2 separate regions of the Homo sapiens genome follow, and region 2 is linked to region 1. The links are chromatin loops, found by intact Hi-C in ENCODE. Cell type or tissue: HepG2. All regions are shown on one strand. Each heading gives the region's core, and the rest is flanking DNA. Links, peaks and the distances in the headings are about the cores only. Region 1 holds the start of UGT1A5 (UDP glucuronosyltransferase family 1 member A5). Region 2 has its middle 16 kb from the start of USP40.

Evidence for each region. A loop is a pair of places that touch in the nucleus more often than their neighbours do. Peaks named below come from ENCODE experiments on the same cell type or tissue, not always from the same donor. Only the 100,000 strongest peaks of a DNase experiment are listed, where the experiment ranks them.
Region 2: a loop joins it to region 1, with 8 times the contacts of the local background. A loop is called at or near these places in 4 of 110 quality-filtered maps.

What each region holds. Positions count from the first base shown.
Region 1 is chr2:233,706,993-233,716,466 of GRCh38, reverse strand. The region is part of intron 1 of UGT1A8 (UDP glucuronosyltransferase family 1 member A8); the gene reads right to left. The region is part of intron 1 of UGT1A10 (UDP glucuronosyltransferase family 1 member A10); the gene reads right to left. The region is part of intron 1 of UGT1A9 (UDP glucuronosyltransferase family 1 member A9); the gene reads right to left. The region is part of intron 1 of UGT1A7 (UDP glucuronosyltransferase family 1 member A7); the gene reads right to left. It also overlaps UGT1A6, UGT1A5 and UGT1A. RefSeq lists enhancers at 2,856-3,356, 3,357-3,857. In HepG2, for the core only: CTCF peaks have their summits at 3,309 (motif pointing left) and 4,867 (motif pointing right); a DNase peak (open chromatin) is centred at 4,886.
Region 2 is chr2:233,578,226-233,587,699 of GRCh38, reverse strand. It overlaps UGT1A and the pseudogene UGT1A12P. Among named protein-coding and RNA genes, the nearest start is that of USP40, 16 kb to the right of the region's middle. RefSeq lists an enhancer at 4,062-4,652. In HepG2, for the core only: no CTCF peak of the experiment used is centred there; no DNase peak of the experiment used is centred there.

The DNA.
Region 1 (9,474 bases), core at 888-8,887:
AAAAATTAAATTTAAATGGCCAAATGAAGGAAAACCTCCAAGTTTTGAATAAGATGTGGGTTTCACTTTAAGCTTAGTGTCTGTGGTAGGCAGAATCACAGCCCCACAAAGTATCTACATTGTAGTTGCGCAAACCTGGGAATATATTCCATTACAGGTGGAAGAGACTTTATAGATGTGATTATATTAAGGGTTTTGACATGGGGAGATTATGCTGGATGTCCGGGCAGGACAATGTAATCACAAGGGCTCTTGCAAGTGAAAGAGACAGATGTAAGAATTAGAGACTTGAAGATGCTGCACTGCATCTCCATGGAAATGGAAAAGGGCCATGGAATTCCAAAACTAAGATGGAAAAACTAAATTTCTGTTAAAGGAATGAGCTTACACTCAGTGGAAAGAATACAACTAAGAATGGACAGAATCAGAATGCTGACATCAAAAGAAACTATCAGATTAAAGTCATTTTGGGTTTTGTTGTGTTTTAAATCAATCAATCAGTCAATCAGTCAGTCAGTCAACAAACCACAAGAGCTGAAACTCCTGAGCTCAATGATCCTCCCACCTGAGCCTCCCAAGTAGCTGGGGCCACAGGCACAAGCTACTGCACCCAGCTTTTCATATTGGAGTTTTAAAAAAATGTTTTCTAACTTTAAAACAAGATTTTCACATTCCAAATAAATTTTTATTTTTTTGAGATGGGTCCTCGCTCTGTCACTCAGGCTGGAGTGAGGTGGCGTGAACATGGCACACTGCAGCCTCCACCTCCTGGGATCAAGTGATCCTCCTGCCTCAGCCTCCCGAGTAGCTGGGACCACAGGTGTGCACCATCACACCTGGATAATTTTTTAATTTTTTGTAGAGATGGAGTCTCAGCATGTTGCCCAGGCTGCTCTCAGACTCCTGGGCTCAAGCAATCCTCCTCCCTCGGTCTCCCAAAGGGCTGAAATTACAGGTGTGAGCTACCCACTTGCACACAAATCATTTTCAAATTAAAAGAGATGGGGAATTCAAAAAATAACATAGGAGTCACATTACTGATATCAGATAAAATGTATTTTAAGGATTATTATTTAATGATAACAGCAAACTGTGAAGAAAATATAAGTCTCAAACCTCAAACCTACATGCACCAATCTAATCACTATGTATAAAGCAAAACCTATTCAAGAGCCAAAATATAACTGGAGGAGAATTTGTTATGTAAGGGGATTTTTTAAAAGACATCCTTCACAGAATTGGGCAGATTCAGTAGAGGGTCTTTTAAAAGATAGAAAAATTGCCTAGGTGTGGTGGCTCGCGCCTGTAATTCCAGCACTTTGGCAGGCTGAGGTGAGTGAATCACTTGAGATCAGGCATTTGAGATCAGCCTGGCCAATATGATGAAACTCCATCTCCATAAAAAATACAAAAAAAAAGAAAATTAGCTGGATGTGGTGCCATGCGCCTGTAGTTCCAGCTACTTGGGAGGCTGAGGCAGGAGAATCAGTTGAACCTGGGAGGTGGAGGTTGCAATGAGCCAAGATCCCACCACTGCACTCCAGACTGGGTGACAGAGCAAGACTCCATCTCAAAAGATAGAAAAATTTAAAAGATAGAATTTTAGTTTTATCCATGGAATATTTATAAACATTCACCATATTGTTGTCACTAACTACATATGAATATTGAGCACTTGAAATGTGGCTATTCCAAATTGAGATATACTGTAAGTGTCAAATATATGCTAGATTTTGAAGACTTAACAACAAAAAAAGCTACGTTAAACAGTTCACATGTTGAAAGGATAATATTTGGGATACATCTGGTTAAATAAAATGCATTATTCACATTAATTTTAGTGGTTTCTTTTTGCTGGTGTTTAACATGCCCACTAGAAAAGTTTAAATTATGTATGTGGTTTACATGATATTTCTATTGGACACTTCGGTATTAGACCATGAAGTTAACCTAGTAAGAATTTTTTTTAAGTAGTGTCTTCACAAGAAACATTCTCCTATTACAATCCAACACTCCCTCTCTGGAAACTGAACTCTGTGTTTCATTCTCTGATCACAGACATCCATTGCACCTACATTGGCCCAATTCCACTGAACTGAGTCAACTTCTTTGAAACCTCTACTTCCTCTGAGTGCTTAGGTCTCCTGTGGTCACCTCTCTATCTTTTGCAAGATGGGACCACTAAAAATTGTCACGTCAACAATTGTAAATTTCTATTCCTTCCTCCTTTCTACTGAAAATCTTGCCAGCAAGATTGGATGGATCAGTTCTCAGTGTAGTGTCCCTGCTCCTGCCCAGCTGAAGCACATCCACAGCCATGAAGATGGTGCTTTTACAAACGAACAGTCTCCGTGAGTCACACCACTCTTGCCCATCCTTTGACAGATCCTCGTCCCTGCCTCTCCTTCCTCTCAGTGGCCATTGAAACCCTGAACTGCACTACCATTGACCCTTTAAAAGTTTATCTCACTGAAGACTATTACAACAATGAGAAGCAGAAATGAAATCTTTGGAAAGATAAGTAGATATGGAAGCACTTGTAAGTAAATACATTTTTTAAAAAGTGTTTTGCCTGGAACATTGATTGGATAAAGGCACCAATACAGACCTGAGATAGTGGCTTCCCGTTGGCACAGTTGATGCCCCCAATGAAGACCATGTTGGGCATGATCGGCCTGGGGTAATCCATCACAAAGTCCCCTCGGAACAGCCACACAGATGCATGGCTGACAAGATCCACCACTGACACCTCTCTCTGAAAAAGCTCAGAGGCAAGGCTTGCATAAGGAGCAGAAACAGCATGGCAAAGGTAGGACAGGGCCAGAGGGTAGAGCATGTTCTTGACCCTTTGCAGGAATGTCATGTGGTCTGAATTGGTCGTTAGTAATCTAGGAATATAGGAGGAAGGGTTTGGACACTGTGTGCCCTTAAAGTCTAAATCACATGGAATGTTCCTCAAGAAAAACACAGCAGGAATCGACAGGTACTTAGCCAGCACCGCCGCGCAGAGGTGAAAGGGGTCTGTTAGAACCACATCAAAGGAAGTAGCATGCAGGTGCCTGATCAGGGCCTCATTATGCAGTAGCTCCACACAAGACCTATGTATGATCAAAGACATATTGTTCATAATTGCCATTCTTCTAGAAAATTTCATCAGAAGATGTTCTGTTTCAAAGAACGATTGAGTGTGACCCAGCAAAAGGCGATCAAATTCGTCCTGGGTCCATGAAATGGCATACGTTGTCAGGGTGAAAAAGTTCTCTTCTTTGATGTACATATTCACCTCCAGGGTGAGGACCACCACCTGGTGGCCTCTCGCATGGAGGTCCCGCAAGGCCTCCCGCATGCTGAGCCAGTGGCTGCCATCAGTGGGCACCACCAGCACCTTCCCACTCTCAGCCCAGGGCTGGACACTGAGGAGAAGCAGCAGTCCTGTGGCCAGCTGCGGCAGGGGAACCTGGAGTCCTGTGGCCATCTCAGCAGAAGCCACCGACAGCTGACTGTCCACCCCACGTTGTGCCTCCTAGAATTGTTTCCTTCGTCTTAATTACCTTGTCACTGAGACACCTAGCAAATCAACATGTAATTGAAGACAGAGTGCCCTCCTCCAGTTACTTATTACCCGTTAATCTATAATTGTCTTGCATTATGGGCCCCACCCTGGGAAAGACCGATCACTCCTATCTTGAAAAACTCATCTGACCTTGCGCTCGCTCTGGGGAACATCCAAGTTCAAGCTCTTGTTTCTCATTCAATTCCCAACACAAGGCTGTGAACCCCCATTTCATGTCACTGTCTCCTACTTCTCTCTTAACCACGTTTATCAGGCTGCAGCTGAGGTCTGAGGAGTCACCATTGCCCTAGTCCCCAACCATATGGTCTCTGCTGGATGTGACCCTATTTGCTAACTCTTAATACTCTTTCTTCCCACATATGGGTAACACAGCACATCCAAAATGCAGACAACATTGCTAAGCCAGCTTTCTTTAAACAGGGAGTGGGGAGGCTGGCTATCTGGTTTTGGTCGTTTTTCACACCAGGATATTTCTTGTAAAGCTCAAAGAGGACTCTCTCTGAAGTGGCTGTCAATATAAAAAAAGCTGCAGGGAGGCTGAGCTCAAGATGTGATGATCAGATTCTTGGAAAGGCTTTGTTGAGGATTCTCCATCTACACCATGGAAGAAGAGGTGCTGCTGTCTAAAGCACACATGTGCAAGACAACCCTAGCAAAGACCCATGGTGGGTTCAGGGAGCTCCTGCTCACCAAGGGACCGGGGGAGCTGGAGCCTGGCCTCAGATCTTGCACAGTCTGAATTCCTCTTCTGAATGCTGAAGGCTCCAGTCTTCTGCAAGTCTGCTTAGAGACTGAAGTGTCCATTCATCCAGGCCTTTATTTCATCCTGAAGATTATGGTCAGGCTTTTTTCCAAGTCAATCCAGCACCAAGTTCTGATAAGAATGGTTCCTCCAGAACAGAATAATTTGTGGGGGCTCTAGTTCAAATTTCAAAATGGAGAATTAAACGTGTGCCTTTCTAATGGAGAGACCCTGAGCACTCACAATGGTCTCACGCCCATGAGACTCGTCCTGCTCCAGAAAGTCACTCATACTTGTGCTTGGCAAGATTGCTGACGCCTCCTTGTCCTGGTCGCCCCAGGATGATGTGGGCAGGCTCTCTGGGCTGTGCACACTTTCTATCTCACTTCCTCTGTGTCTACATGCCTGGCCGTGTCTGCCATTGCTGGTGAAGCTGAGGCTTCCCTTAGGGAGGAAGTTACCCCCATTAGAAATCCACATTGATAATAGATTCCACCTTTGGACAGAACCCATGGGACAGGCAGCGAATGGAGCTGTCCACCAGAGGGCGCAGGCAGGAAGGCACAGAGAAGGCAGGCCTGCAAGGGCTTTGGGAACTCTCCAGGGGAGGATGATTCCCGGGGAGTTGTGAGGACACAGAGCGCTAGAAAGGGATTCTCAGCTGTGGGTGCAACATCTCAGCCTCTGAACTATTCCTCCAACCCCCTTAAAACTGTATGCATCCTAAGCACCCTCCTGATGAGCCCGGGGTGAGGGTGGAACACACCTGGGAGGGTGCTCTCACCACATTCAGGGGGCTCCCCTGTTCTATCTCCATGCAGTGGTGTTTTGTTTAGACACCAATGTCATCTAATTTCTACTCCCACGTCTAGGACTCCTAGACCCTGGGGAGGCCCATGTATCTTGGAAGATGGTGGTGCCTTCAGCGACATGGGAGCACTGGGGAGAGCAGGACTGTGGGGAGGGAGTAGCTCATATTCCTGGTGCCCAGGAAATAGGAGGAGCAGCCCAAGGCATCAGCTTCCAGGGTCTGGAGATGAGGAGGGGTCTGGGCTGCACAGATAGACTTGGAGCCATCAGCATAAGTGGTGATTGAAGCCATGGGTGTCAGTGAGGTCACCCCAGAAAAATTCAGAGATAGAAAAAGGCATCCAATAGCCTGATCTGAATGATTGTATATTCCCCTCTGCCAATCTCAGAGACATAAACAAAGACCTAAACAAAGACTAAGTGGTCTAAAGACCTCTTTCCACCCAAACCTACAAACTTAAACTGTTTAACTTTTTTAAAAAACATAGAAACAAATCCTCCCACCTTTTGGTAGACAAAGATTCCTTAGATAGGGCACGAGGGGTACAAAACACAAAACGTTTGCTAAAATTGACTTAATCAAAACTTGCAACTTTTGCTCCTTGAAAGACGTTGTTTTTTAAAAAATGAAACAAAGGACACCACACACCAGAAGTAAACAGAAACACAACTATCTGACATAGCACTTGTATCCAGAATATGTAAAGAACTCACTACTCAAATATAAGAAGACAAACAAACCAATAAAGGTGTGCGGAAGATTTTGAAAGGGCACCTTTTAAAAGAAAACAGGCATATGATCAATAAGCACATGAAAAGATTATCATCAGTCATAAGAGGAATGCAAATTCAAACCCAATGAAATTCTACTACACACCCATTAGGATGGCTAAAATGTAAAAGACTAAAAATAGCAAGTCTTAGCACAAATACAGAGCAGCCAGAACTCTAATGCGTTGCTGTTAGGAATGTAAAATTGTATAACTGCTTTGGAAACAGTTCGACTGTTTCTTATGAAGTCATACATACACCTACCATGCAACCCAACAATCCCACTTTTAAGTATTTACCCAAGAAAAATGAAATCTCAGAAACACTCGTACTCGAATAGTCATAGCAGCTTTATTCATAATAGCCAACAACTGGAAACTATCCACATGTCCATCAATAAATAAATGCATAAGCAAATGATGATATATCTATACAATGAAATGCTACTCGGAAATAGAAACGAATGAAATATTGATACATGCAACAATGTGAAAGGATCTGAAGAGACATTATGCCGAGCCAAAGAGGCCAGACACAAAACAGTATACCTGTGTGTTTTTCATTCATAATTGTATGATTCCATTCAGATGAAACTCTAGAAAAGACAATTCTGTTATCCAGCAACAGAAACCATCCAGGGTTGCCTAAGGTGAGGGGAGGTATTAGGTGACTGAGATAGGACAGAAGGGAAGTTACTGGGTAATGGAGTGCTCCGTGTCTTGAATGTGGTGATGGCTGCACAGCTAAATAAAATCATTACAACTCAGAAATGTATCATTAAAACGGTGCACTTTATTGCATGTAAATAATACTCCAATAATGTTTATTTTAGTAGTATCAATTGAAAACATATCATTCAATTAAAAAAGAACAAAATTTTCCCAAGCTGACCAAAAGACCAAAACCTACTATACAAAGCCCTACCTATTCCAAGAAACACTCACAGCAAAACACCTATATTTAATAATGTTTCTTTCACATCCTGGTATATTTTTTGAATTTTAAGTTTAAATTTATAAGTACTTACATATATCACAGTAGGAAAAAGAATTCCTAAAAGAGAGCAAGAGGCAGAGACTTCAAATACTAAATACTTATAAGCCCCAAAATGATTGCTTTAAAAGTCGGCAGGTCATCCTTTCTGGAGGACATTCTTATTGAGTGTTCACCCATAGATTATTAAAAGAAATTTAGATTAGGACACAGAAAAATCTATATAGTAATAGGTTTATATGACAAACTAGTAACAAAAAATCTGACATCTAAATAGAAAATATCATTAATTGAAGGGTAATTCACAGCGTGGACAAGTTATTTCCTATCTCATCCCAGCGGCCACCCCTCCCCCAAACTCTCAAATGTACTTCTGGTGAGGATCCACTCCCAGCTCAGGATAGAACATGTGACCTAGGCCTCAACCAATCAGCACGTCTCATCCCCTTGGCCACCATGATTAGTTCAGAGATGGGCATGTGACTTCATTAGAGCCAATGAGGCAGAAGAACTTTAACTAGGAATCCTGGGAAAAGAACTCAGGCTGAAGCCCCTGCTGCTTGGGTATTATGACACTGAGAAGGATGCCACGGCCGAGGAAACAGAGACAAGAAATGGAAACATATAAATGGGTTCTGGTGACATAGTTTGGCTCTGTAGCAAGCAATACCTAACCAGATAGCCCCTGAGATTGTTCTAGTATGTGAACCAATAAAAGAGATTAAAAAAGAAAAGCCCTGCAACAAATTCACTGAGTCAAGAATTTGGGGAAGTTGCCCAAATAAAGTGATCACAGGTTGCATTGATTTGGGGGGGGGTGGGGAGTTGGTCAGGGTCTTGCTCTGTTGCCCAGGCTGAGGTGCAATGATGCAAACATAGCTCACTGGAACCTTGAACTCCTGGGCTCAAATAATCCTCCCACCTCAGCCTTCCGAGTAGTTAGGTCTACAGGCACACGCTACCATGTCCAGCTAGGTTTTTACTTTCTGTAGTGAAGGAATCTCACTATGCTGCCTAGGCTGGTCTCAAACTCCTGGGCTCAAGCTATCCTCCTGCTTCGGCCCCGCAAAGTGCTGGGATTATAAGCATGAGCCACCACGCTCAGCCAGTTGCATCAATTCTATTAAATGCAGAAGGTAAATACCAGTTCTTATCTTCACTGGTGAAACAACTTGATGAAAGTAAACACACACACACAAAAGACGTTTAAATGAAGAATTAATAAGGGAAATGAAAATTCAAATAACCTTGAGATATTTTTTACCTATTGGATTGTCAAAAACTGAAAGCATTTGATGATAATACATGTGGCAAGGATATGAAGGAAAGTGTACACTTATACATTGCTAAGGGAAGAATAAATTGTTAATGCCTAATGACATTTAAAATGTGCACGACACAGTAAGTCCATTTTCCGGCAACTCCCCTGTGGAAACTCCCACACAGGAGCACAGTGAGTCATATACTAAGATGTTTATTCTAATTCGTTTGAATAAAAGTAAAAAGCAAGATGCAGAGTGGGGGAAGATATTTGCAATATCTATAACTGCCAAAGAACTAGTATCCAGAATGCATACATAATTCGAGTAGACAACCCAGTGGGCAATAGACTTGAATGGGCAAAAGAGGAAATCCAAATGACTGATAAGTATATTTTAAAACCCTCAATATAATCAGTCATGTACATAACTAATGCCTTAGCAATCAGGGATATGTACAACCACTCTGAAAAATAGTTACATCTTATTAAATTAATGATATGCACGCCCTCCAACGCAGCAGCTCCACCCCTAGGTATATACTCTAAAAACCCACTCACATGTGTTTCAGAATGTAAAAGAATGTTCGTTGTAACATTGTTCACAGTAGTGAAAAGCTAGATACAACCCAAAGCCCATCAACAGTAGAATGGATAAATAAAATTGTGGTGTATTCATACAATGGGATATATTCAGTACTGACAATCCACAAACTACAACTTGTAAAAACACACATCATGAATCTCTCAAACATAAGGTTGAACCAAAAAAAAAAAAAAGGCAAGACAAAGAAAAACAGTAAAATTCTATTTATGTTAAGTACCGAAACAGGTAAAATCATCTGTATTATTTACAGATGCAAATTTAGGTGGCAAAATTGTAAAGAAAAGCAAAGAAATAGTCGAGGGAGAGAGAACATCAAAAAGAATAGCTCATGGATGCTGAGCTTAATACCTAGGTGATGGGTTGATCTGGGCAGCAAACCACCATGGCACATGTTTAGCTATGTAACAAACCTGCACATCCTGCATGTGTGCCCTGGAACTTAAAATAAATGCTGATGAAGAAAAACACAAGAGAAATAATCATCACAAAAGTCAGAGAAAAGATGGAAAGGGAATAGAACGGAGGGCAGGCACCCAGGATGGATGTCTGGGTGCTGATAAACTGCAGTGACCTCCGGGATAGAAAGCCTAATGCAGAGTATTTTGGGGGTCCCTCAGCTGCCATGCAAAGTGGAGCACATGCAGATGGGACTCTGTCCACCTGAGCAGCTTCCTCTACCTTGGGGGCTGGCTGACCATGGATCCTAGGTTCCTGTTGAT
Region 2 (9,474 bases), core at 676-8,675, 130 kb after region 1:
AGTCCCCATCAAAACAACATGAATTCTGCTACAATTGAAGCAATAGCCTAAAATTTATGCTGAGACATGAGGGAAGAACGGTGAAATCACTGATGCTTTACAGAAAGTTAATGGGGAAAATGCTCCAAAAAATTAGCAGTTTACAAATGGGCAATTCCTTTTAAGAAGGGACAAGATGATGGTGAAGATGAAGCCCACACCAGCAGACCATCCATACATCAATTCACAAGGAAACAATTAATCTTGCTCATACTCTAACTGAAGAGGACTGACAATTAACAGCAGAAACAATAGCCAACACAACAGAAATTTCAATCAGATCAGTTTAAACAATTCTGACAAAAATTTCAGTTGAACAAATTTTCCACTTGTTGGGTGCCAAAACCGTTACAGCCAGATCATCTGCAGACAAGAACAGACCCTTCAATGGAAATTATAAACAAGTGGGATCCAGACCTTGAAGCATCTCTTCAAAGAATTGTAACAGGAGATGAAACATAGCTTTACCAGTAAGACCCTGAAGACAAAGCACAATCAAAGCAATGGCTACCAAGAAACGAAAGCGATCCAGTCAAATCAAAAGCAGACTGGACGAGACCAAACGTCATGGTAACACTGTTTTGGGTGGCTAAAGGCATTTTGCTTTATACTTTCTTCAGGGTCAAAGAAAGACAACATCTGTTTATTATTGTTGTTTTGAAGAAGTTAGCCAAATCTTTAGCAGAAAAACATCTGGGAAAGCTTGCAACTATGTTGCATCCAAAGTAAAGACTTTTATCAATTATTAAAAGAACATATCAAATCTGTAAAGTTGTCTCTGATTTACTGGCAAGTAAAAAATCATGGCAAAGACAACATGTCCAGCCTGATAGATTTGATTTTAATAAAATAAGTGTAAACATTTACATATATGCTTATATATAAAGTAATTTCAATAAATGGAAACACATGCATACAAAACTGCAAAGAGCATTTTACTGTAGCAGGTATTACAGGATTAGCTAAAATGAAAGTTTCATTTCTTATTGTGGTTTTAAGTATTTTTCCAAAAATACTAAAAAGGTCATAATTGCTTGGAAGGCTTACATAGGGGGATCACTTGAGCCCAGGAGTTTGAGTCTAGCCAGGGCACCATAGCAAAACCGTGTTTCTAAAAAAAAAAAAAAAAAAAAAATGCAGTGGAAATTATGAACAATTAACCAACCAACTGTATAGACATACATATTAATGAGGCCATTATATAAAAGTTGCTAACTAACAAGCATGTGGAAGGCACAAAATAATTTTTTACATAGAAAAGAAATTTTAGATGCAATAAACACAAATGTCAAATCCCAGTTCAGTAAGAAATCTTTTTAAATATTCAAATCCAGAATACTTTTAATGTGCTAAAGGAGCAACGACTTACCATAGGCACTGGCTTTCCCTGATTGCAGTTGATACCACCAATGAAGATCATATTGGGCATCACAGGTTTGGGATACTCCAAAACAAAGTCCATTCACAACAACCAAATTGATGTGTGGCTGTAGAGATCATATGCCATGACAGGTGCTTGGAGAACTTCAGAGGCTACTTTTAAGGCATTTTTGAAAAAATATGGGCAAAATAAATGCTCCTTTAAGAAGAAGATGTGGTTCCATACTCTCTCCTTAAAAGTCATGGCATGTGAAAATCCTGAGACATATCTAGGGCTGTAGGAAAGAGAAGCAGGGCTCTGTGCACCTTCTTCAAGATAATGACAAAGTATTCCTCTGGTGAAGACCACAGAGGGGAGGGAGAAATATTTGGCAACAATTAAGCCACACATAGCTAAAGGATCCAGAAACACCGCATCAAAAGAACTCTCCTTTAAGTATTCTACTAATTTTCAGTCATTAAACAAACTCCTGCAATGTGAAAAATTAAATTCTAAACATTTGGATGAACTCATTAATAGAGAAAATAAGCTTCGTACTTCTGCTTCCCATTGAGCATTGGCAAAAGCCATGAACTCCTGGTCCAGATCCTCCAGGGTGTATAAGGTTGAATAAGTCTTCACTGTGCAATTCAGTGATCTTCCCAGTTGCCAACTCACCTCTGGCCTGACTACAACCACCTCATGCCCCCTGAGAATGAGTTTCTCCACCACCGACCACATGGTGAACCAGTGGCTCCCATCCATGGGCACTACCAGCAGCTTCCCAGCCTCGGCAAAGCCACAGGTCAGCCGTAGACACACATATAGGGGGAAGGAGGCCAGTCCACCCTGCAGAAGCCATCAGAGAACTTCAGCCCAGAGTGAGCAGCTGTGATTCTAAGCTACTGTGATACAGTAGGTAGCATTTGCTGAGATACCTACTTGTATGTTTTCCACACAAGACTACCTTATGTTCTTTGCCCTGGGGACAGTTCATGCCCTGTGCTGCAATGGGGGTTTAGAAGCAGAATTATTCAGCAATGCTTTTGGACCTTAAGAATTCAGAATGAAAAAAGGAAAGTAAATTTGAATAAAGTTCATATTTTTGAAATGCATTTCAAAGCAAAGTTTCAATGTTATCCTCAGACAACCAAAAGCTCTCTGCCCAGAAAGGAACTGGCATCTCATGTGCCAAGGACATACAGTAAGGCCCTCAGCACTGACTTCCTAACTGGCAGGAAATGGGGGCTCACCTGTGTCTCTGCAATGCACAGACATTGTTGCTTCCATTTCCAAACCCTGAGAGGCCTTTGAAAGGCTGAAATAAGATTGAAAACCCCACCTCCATGAACCCTTCCAGAGATTTGATGGAATGTGACCATCACCTATTGTAAATGGCTTTCCTCAGATATGTTGCCTGCAGTGGGGAGTCGTGGCCCTATGCTTGCCTAAGCACTCTGCTGAGCTGCCTCTCTCAGCCTGCTCTGCTTCCTCATTCTAAACAGAGCTGTAGGCCTCTGCTGTGGGCTCACCCCATCGGTCTGGTGCCTTGTTTCAGGAATATGTATTGGTCACCCCCAGTATCCTGAGCACCCCTTGAAGACAGAGGTTATGTCTTCTTCCTATTTTCATCCTCCTTCCACAGCACCCATGCTATACTTGGCATAGAGGAAGTTCACGGAATTCTTGTTGCATTGGGCTGAATTACATCATGGAGATTTCCATGGATTAGCCCAGCAGTGTGTGTGAGGTAACACCCTGAGGAACATTTAGTGAGGGAATCAGCAGCCAACCTCAGGGCATAATTCTTGTAGGAGCACAAGATGGCTCCCTCCAGGACACATTAATGGGTACTAGACATTGTTTAGTCACCTGTCCCTTGGTGACTGGCGCACTGGTAGATGACTGTCCTTGAAAAACAAACATGACAGTGAGTGATCTACCTTCCCTGGAGGCTAACTTCAGTGTAGAAATCAATGAAATAGGAAATAGAAAAACAATGGAGAAAACCAATGACACCAAAGCTCACTTTTGGGGCAGATCAATTAACCTGACCAATGTCTAGCCAGGCTGATTGGAAAAAAAAGACAGAAGATATAAATTACCAATACCGGGAATGGGAGAGGTAGTATCACCATAGATTCTACAGGTATTAAAATGATAAGAGAATATGGACAAATTCATGCCAATAAAATCTACAGCTTATATGAAATGGACAAATTTCTTAAAAGACACAAGCTGTCAGACTTTACACAAGAAGAAATTAATAACACAAATGACATAATCTGTACCTTTTAAATTCAAATTGAATTTTGAATTCAAATGCTCCCAGAAACAAAAAGGTAAAGTTCAGATGACTTCACTGATAAATTCTACCAAACACTGAAGGAAGAAATAATACCAGTTTCTCACAATCTAGTCCAGAAAACAGAGGGAGGAGCCAAGATGGCCGAATAGGAACAGCTCAGGTCTACAGCTCCCAGCGTGAGCAACGACGCAGAAGACAGGTGATTTCTGCATTTCCATCTGAGGTACCCGGTTCATCTCACTAGCGAATGCCAGACAGTGGGCGCAGGTCAGTGGGTGCGCGCACCGTGCGCGAGCCGAAGCAGGGCGAGGCATTGCCTCAGTCGGGAAGCACAAGGGGTCAGGGAGTTCCCTTTCCGAGTCAAAGAAAGGGGTGACGGACGGCACCTGGAAAATCGGGTCACTCCAACCCTAATACTGCGCTTTTCCGACGGGCTTAAAAAACGGCGCACGACGAGATTACATCCCGCACCTGGCTCGGAGGGTCCTACGCCCATGGAGTCTCGCTGATTGCTAGCACAGCAGTCTGAGATCAAACTGCAAGGCGGCAACGAGGCTGGGGGAGGGGCGCCCGCCATTACCCAGGCTTGATTAGGTAAACAAAGCAGCCGGGAAGCTTGAACTGGGTGGAGCCCACCACAGCTCAAGGAGGCCTGCCTGCCTCTGTAGGCTCCACCTCTGGGGGCAGGGCACAGACAAACAAAAAGACAGCAGTGACCTCTGCAGACTTAAATGTCCTTGTCTGACAGCTTTGAAGAGAGCAGTGGTTCTCCCAGCACTCAGCTGGAGATCTGAGAACGGACAGACTGCCTCCTCAAGTGGGTCCCTGACCCCTGACCCCCGAGCAGCCTAACTGGGAGGCACCCCCCAGCAGGGGCACACTGACACCTCACAGAGCAGGGTATTCCAACAGAGCTGCAGCTGAGGGTCCTGTCTGTTAGAAAGAAAACTAAAAAACAGAAAGGACATTCACACCAAAAACCCATCTGTACATCACCATCATCAAAGACCAAAAGTAGATAAAACCACAAAGATGGGGAAAAAACAGAATAGAAAAACTGGAAATTCTAAAAAGCAGAGCACCTCTCCTCCTCCAAAGGAACGCAGTTCCTCACCAGCAACGGAACAAAGCTGGAGGGAGAATGACTTTGACAAGCTGAGAGAAGAAGGCTTCAGATGATCAAATTACTCCAAGCTACGGGAGGACATTCAAACCAAAGGCAAAGAAGTTGAAAACTTTGAAAAAAATTTAGAAGAATGTATAACTAGAATAACCAATCCAGAGAAGTGCTTAAAGGAGCTGATGGAGCTGAAAACCAAGGCTCGAGAACTACGTGAAGAATGCAGAAGCCTCAGGAGCCGATGCAATCAACTGAAAGAAAGGGTATCAGCAATGGAAGATGAAATGAATGAAATGAAGCGAGAAGGGAAGTTTAGAGAAAAAAGAATAAAAAGAAATGAGCAAAGCCTCCAATAAATATGGGACTACGTGAAAAGACCAAATCTACGTCTGATTGGTTTACCTGAAAGTGATGGGGAGAATGGAACCAAGTTGGAAAACAGTCTGCAGGCTATTATCCAGGAGAACTTCCCCAATCTAGCAAGGCAGGCCAACATTCAGATTCAGGAAATACAGAGAACGCCACAAAGATACTCCTCGAGAAGAGCAACTCCAAGACACATAATTGTCAGATTCACCAAAGTTGAAATGAAGGAAAAAATGTTAAGGGCAGCCAGACAGAAAGGTCGGGTTACCCTCAAAGGGAAGCCCATCAGACTAACAGCGGATCTCTCGGCAGAAACCCTACAAGCCAGAAGACAGTGGGGGCCAATATTCAACATTCTTAAAGAAAAGAATTTTCAACCCAGAATTTCATATCCAGCCAAACTAAGCTTCATAAGTGAAGGAGAAATAAAATACTTTACAGACAAGCAAATGCTGAGAGATTTTGTCACCACCAGGCATGCCCTAAAAGAGCTCCTGAAGGAAGTGCTAAACATGGAAAGGAACAACCGGTACCACCCGCTGCAAAATCATGCCAAAATGTAAAGACCATCAAGACTAGGAAGAAACTGCATCAACTAACGAGCAAAATAACCAGCTAACATCATAATGACAGGATCAAATTCACACATAACAATATTAACTTTACATGTAAATGGACTAAATGCCCCAATTAAAAGACACAGACTGGCAAATTGGATAAAGAGTCAAGACCCATCAGTGTGCTGTATTCAGGAAACCCATCTCACATGCAGAGACACACATAGGCTCAAAATAAAAGGATGGAGGAAGATCTACCAAGCAAATGGAAAACAAAAAAAGGCAGGGGTTGCAATCCTAGTCTCTGATAAAACAGACTTTAAACCAACAAAGATCAAAAGAGACAAAGAAGGCCATTACATTATGGTAAAGGGATCAATTCAACAAGAAGAGCTAACTATCCTAAATATATATGCACCCAATACAGGAACACCAAGATTCATAAAGCTAGTCCTGAGTGACCTACAAAGAGACTTAGACTCCCATACATTAATAATGGGAGACTTTAACACCCCACTGTCAACATTAGACAGATCAATGAGACTGAAAGTCAACAAGGATACCCAGGAATTGAACTCAGCTCTGCACCAAGCAGACCTAATAGACATCTACAGAACTCTCCACCCCAAATCAACAGAATATACATTTTTTTCAGCACCACACCACACCTATTCCAAAATTGACCACATAATTGGAAGTAAAGCTCTCCTCAGCAAATGTAAAAGAACAGAAATTATAACAAACTATCTCTCAGACCACAGTGCAATCAAACTAGAACTCAGGATTAAGAATCTCACTCAAAACCGCTCAACTACATGGAAACTGAACAACCTGCTCCTGAATGACTACTGGGTACATAACGAAATGAAGGCAGAAATAAAGATGTTCTTTGAAACCAAAGAGAACAAAGACACAACATACCAGAATCTCTGGGATGCACTCAAAGCAGTGTGTAGAGGGAAATTTATAGCACTAAATGCCCACAAGAGAAAGCAGGAAAGATCCAAACTTGACACCCTAACATCACAATTAAAAGAACTAGAAAACAAGAGCAAACACATTCAAAAGCTAGCAGAAGGCAAGAAATAACTAAAATCAGAGCAGAACTGAAGGAAATAGAGACACAAAAAACCCTTCAAAAAATTAATGAATCCAGGAGCTGGTTTTTTGAAAGGATCAACAAAATTGATAGGCCGCTAGCAAGACTAATAAAGAAAAAAAGAGAGAAGAATCAAATAGATGCAATAAAAAATGATAAAGGGGATATCACCACCGATCCCACAGAAATACAAGCTACCATCAGAGAATACTACAAACACCTCTACGCAAATAAACTAGAAAATCTAGAAGAAATGGATAAATTCCTCGACACATACACTCTCCCAAGACTAAACCAGGAAGAAATTGAATCTCTGAATAGACCAATAACAGGATCTGAAATTGTGGCAATAATCAATAGCTTACCAACCAAAAAGAGTCCAGGACCAGATGGATTCACAGCCAAATTCTACCAGAGGTACAAGGAGGAACTGGTACCATTCCTTCTGAAACTGTTCCAATCAATAGAAAAAGAGGGAATCCTCCCTAACTCATTTTATGAGGCCAGCATCATTCTGATACCAAAGACAGGCAGAGACACAACAAAAAAAGAGAATTTTAGACCAATATCCTTGATGAACATTGATGCAAAAATCCTCAATAAAATACTGGCAAAACGAATCCAGCAGCACATCAAAAAGCTTATCCACCATGATCAAGTGGGCTTCATCCCTGGGATGCAAGGCTGGTTCAATATACACAAATCAATAAATGTAATCCAGCATATAAACAGAGCCAAAGACAAAAACCACATGATTATCTCAATAGATGCAGAAAAAGCCTTTGACAAATTTCAACAACCCTTCATGCTAAAAACTCTCAATAAATTAGGTATTGATGGGACGTATTTCAAAATAATAAGAGCTATCTATGACAAACCCACAGCCAATATCATACTGAATGGGCAAAAACTGGAAGCATTCCCTTTGAAAACTGGCACAAGACATGGATGCCCTCTCTCACCACTCCTATTCAACATAGTGTTGGAAGTTCTGGCCAGGGCAATTAGGCAGGAGAAGGAAATAAAGGGTATTCAATTAGGAAAAGAGGAAGTCAAATTGTCCCTGTTTGCAGATGACATGATTGTATATCTAGAAAACCCCATCATCTCAGCCCAAAATCTCCTTAAGCTGATAAGCAACTTCAGAAAAGTCTCAGGATACAAAATCAATGTACAAAAATCACAAGCATTCTTATACACCAACAACAGACAAACAGAGAGCCAAATCATGAGTGAACTCCCATTCACAATTGCTTCAAAGAGAATAAAATACCTAGGAATCCAACTTACAAGGGATGTGAAGGACCTCTTCAAGGAGAACTACAAACCACTGCTCAATGAAATAAAAGAGGATACAAACAAATGGAAGAACATTCCATGCTCATGGGTAGGAAGAATCAATATCGTGAAAATGGCCATACTGCCCAAGGTAATTTACAGATTCAATGCCATCCCCATCAAGCTACCAATGCCTTTCTTCACAGAACTGGAAAAAACTACTTTAAAGTTCATATGGAACCAAAAAAGAGCCCGCATCGCCAAGTCAATCCTAAGCCAAAAGAACAAAGCTGGAGGCATCACACTACCTGACTTCAAACTATACTACAAGGCTACAGTAACCAAAACAGCATGGTACTGGTACCAAAACAGAGATATAGATCAATGCAACAGAACAGAGCCCTCACAAATAATGCCACATATCTACAACTATCTGATCTTTGACATACCTGAGAAAAACAAGCAATGGGGAAAGGATTCCCTATTTAATAAATGGTGCTGGGAAAACTGGCTAGCCATATGTAGAAAGCTGAAACTGGATCCCTTCCTTACACCTTATACAAAAATCAATTCAAGATGGATTAAAGACTTAAACGTTAGACCTAAAACCATAAAAACCCTAGAAGAAAACCTAGGCATTACCATTCAGGACATAGGCATGGGTAAGGACTTCATGTCTAAAACACCAAAAGCAATGGCAACCAAAGACAAAATTGACAAATGGGATCTAATTAAACTAAAGAGCTTCTGCACAGCAAAAGAAACTACCATCAGAGTGAACAGGCAACCTACAAAATGGGAGAAAATTTTCGCAACCTACTCATCTGACAAAAGGGCTAATATCCAGAATCTACAATGAACTCAAACAAATTTACAAGAAAAAAACAAACAACCCCATCAAAAAGTGGGCGAAGGACATGAACAGACACTTCTCAAAAGAAGACATTTATGCAGCCAAAAAACACATGAAAAAATGCTCATCATCACTGGCCATCAGAGAAATGCAAATCAAAACCACAATGAGATACCACCTCACACCAGTTAGAATGGCAATCATTAAAAAGTCAGGAAACAACAGGTGCTGGAGAGGATGTGGAGAAATAGGAACACTTTTACACTGTTGGTGGGACTGTAGTTCAACCATTGTGGAAGTCAGTGTGGCGATTCCTCAGGGATCTAGAACTAGAAATACCATTTGACCCAACCATCCCATTACTGGGTATATACCCAAAGGACTATAAATCATGCTGCTATAAAGACACATGCACACGTATGTTTATTGTGGCATTATTCACAATAGCAAAGACTTGGAACCAACCCAAATGTCCAACAATGATAGACTGGATT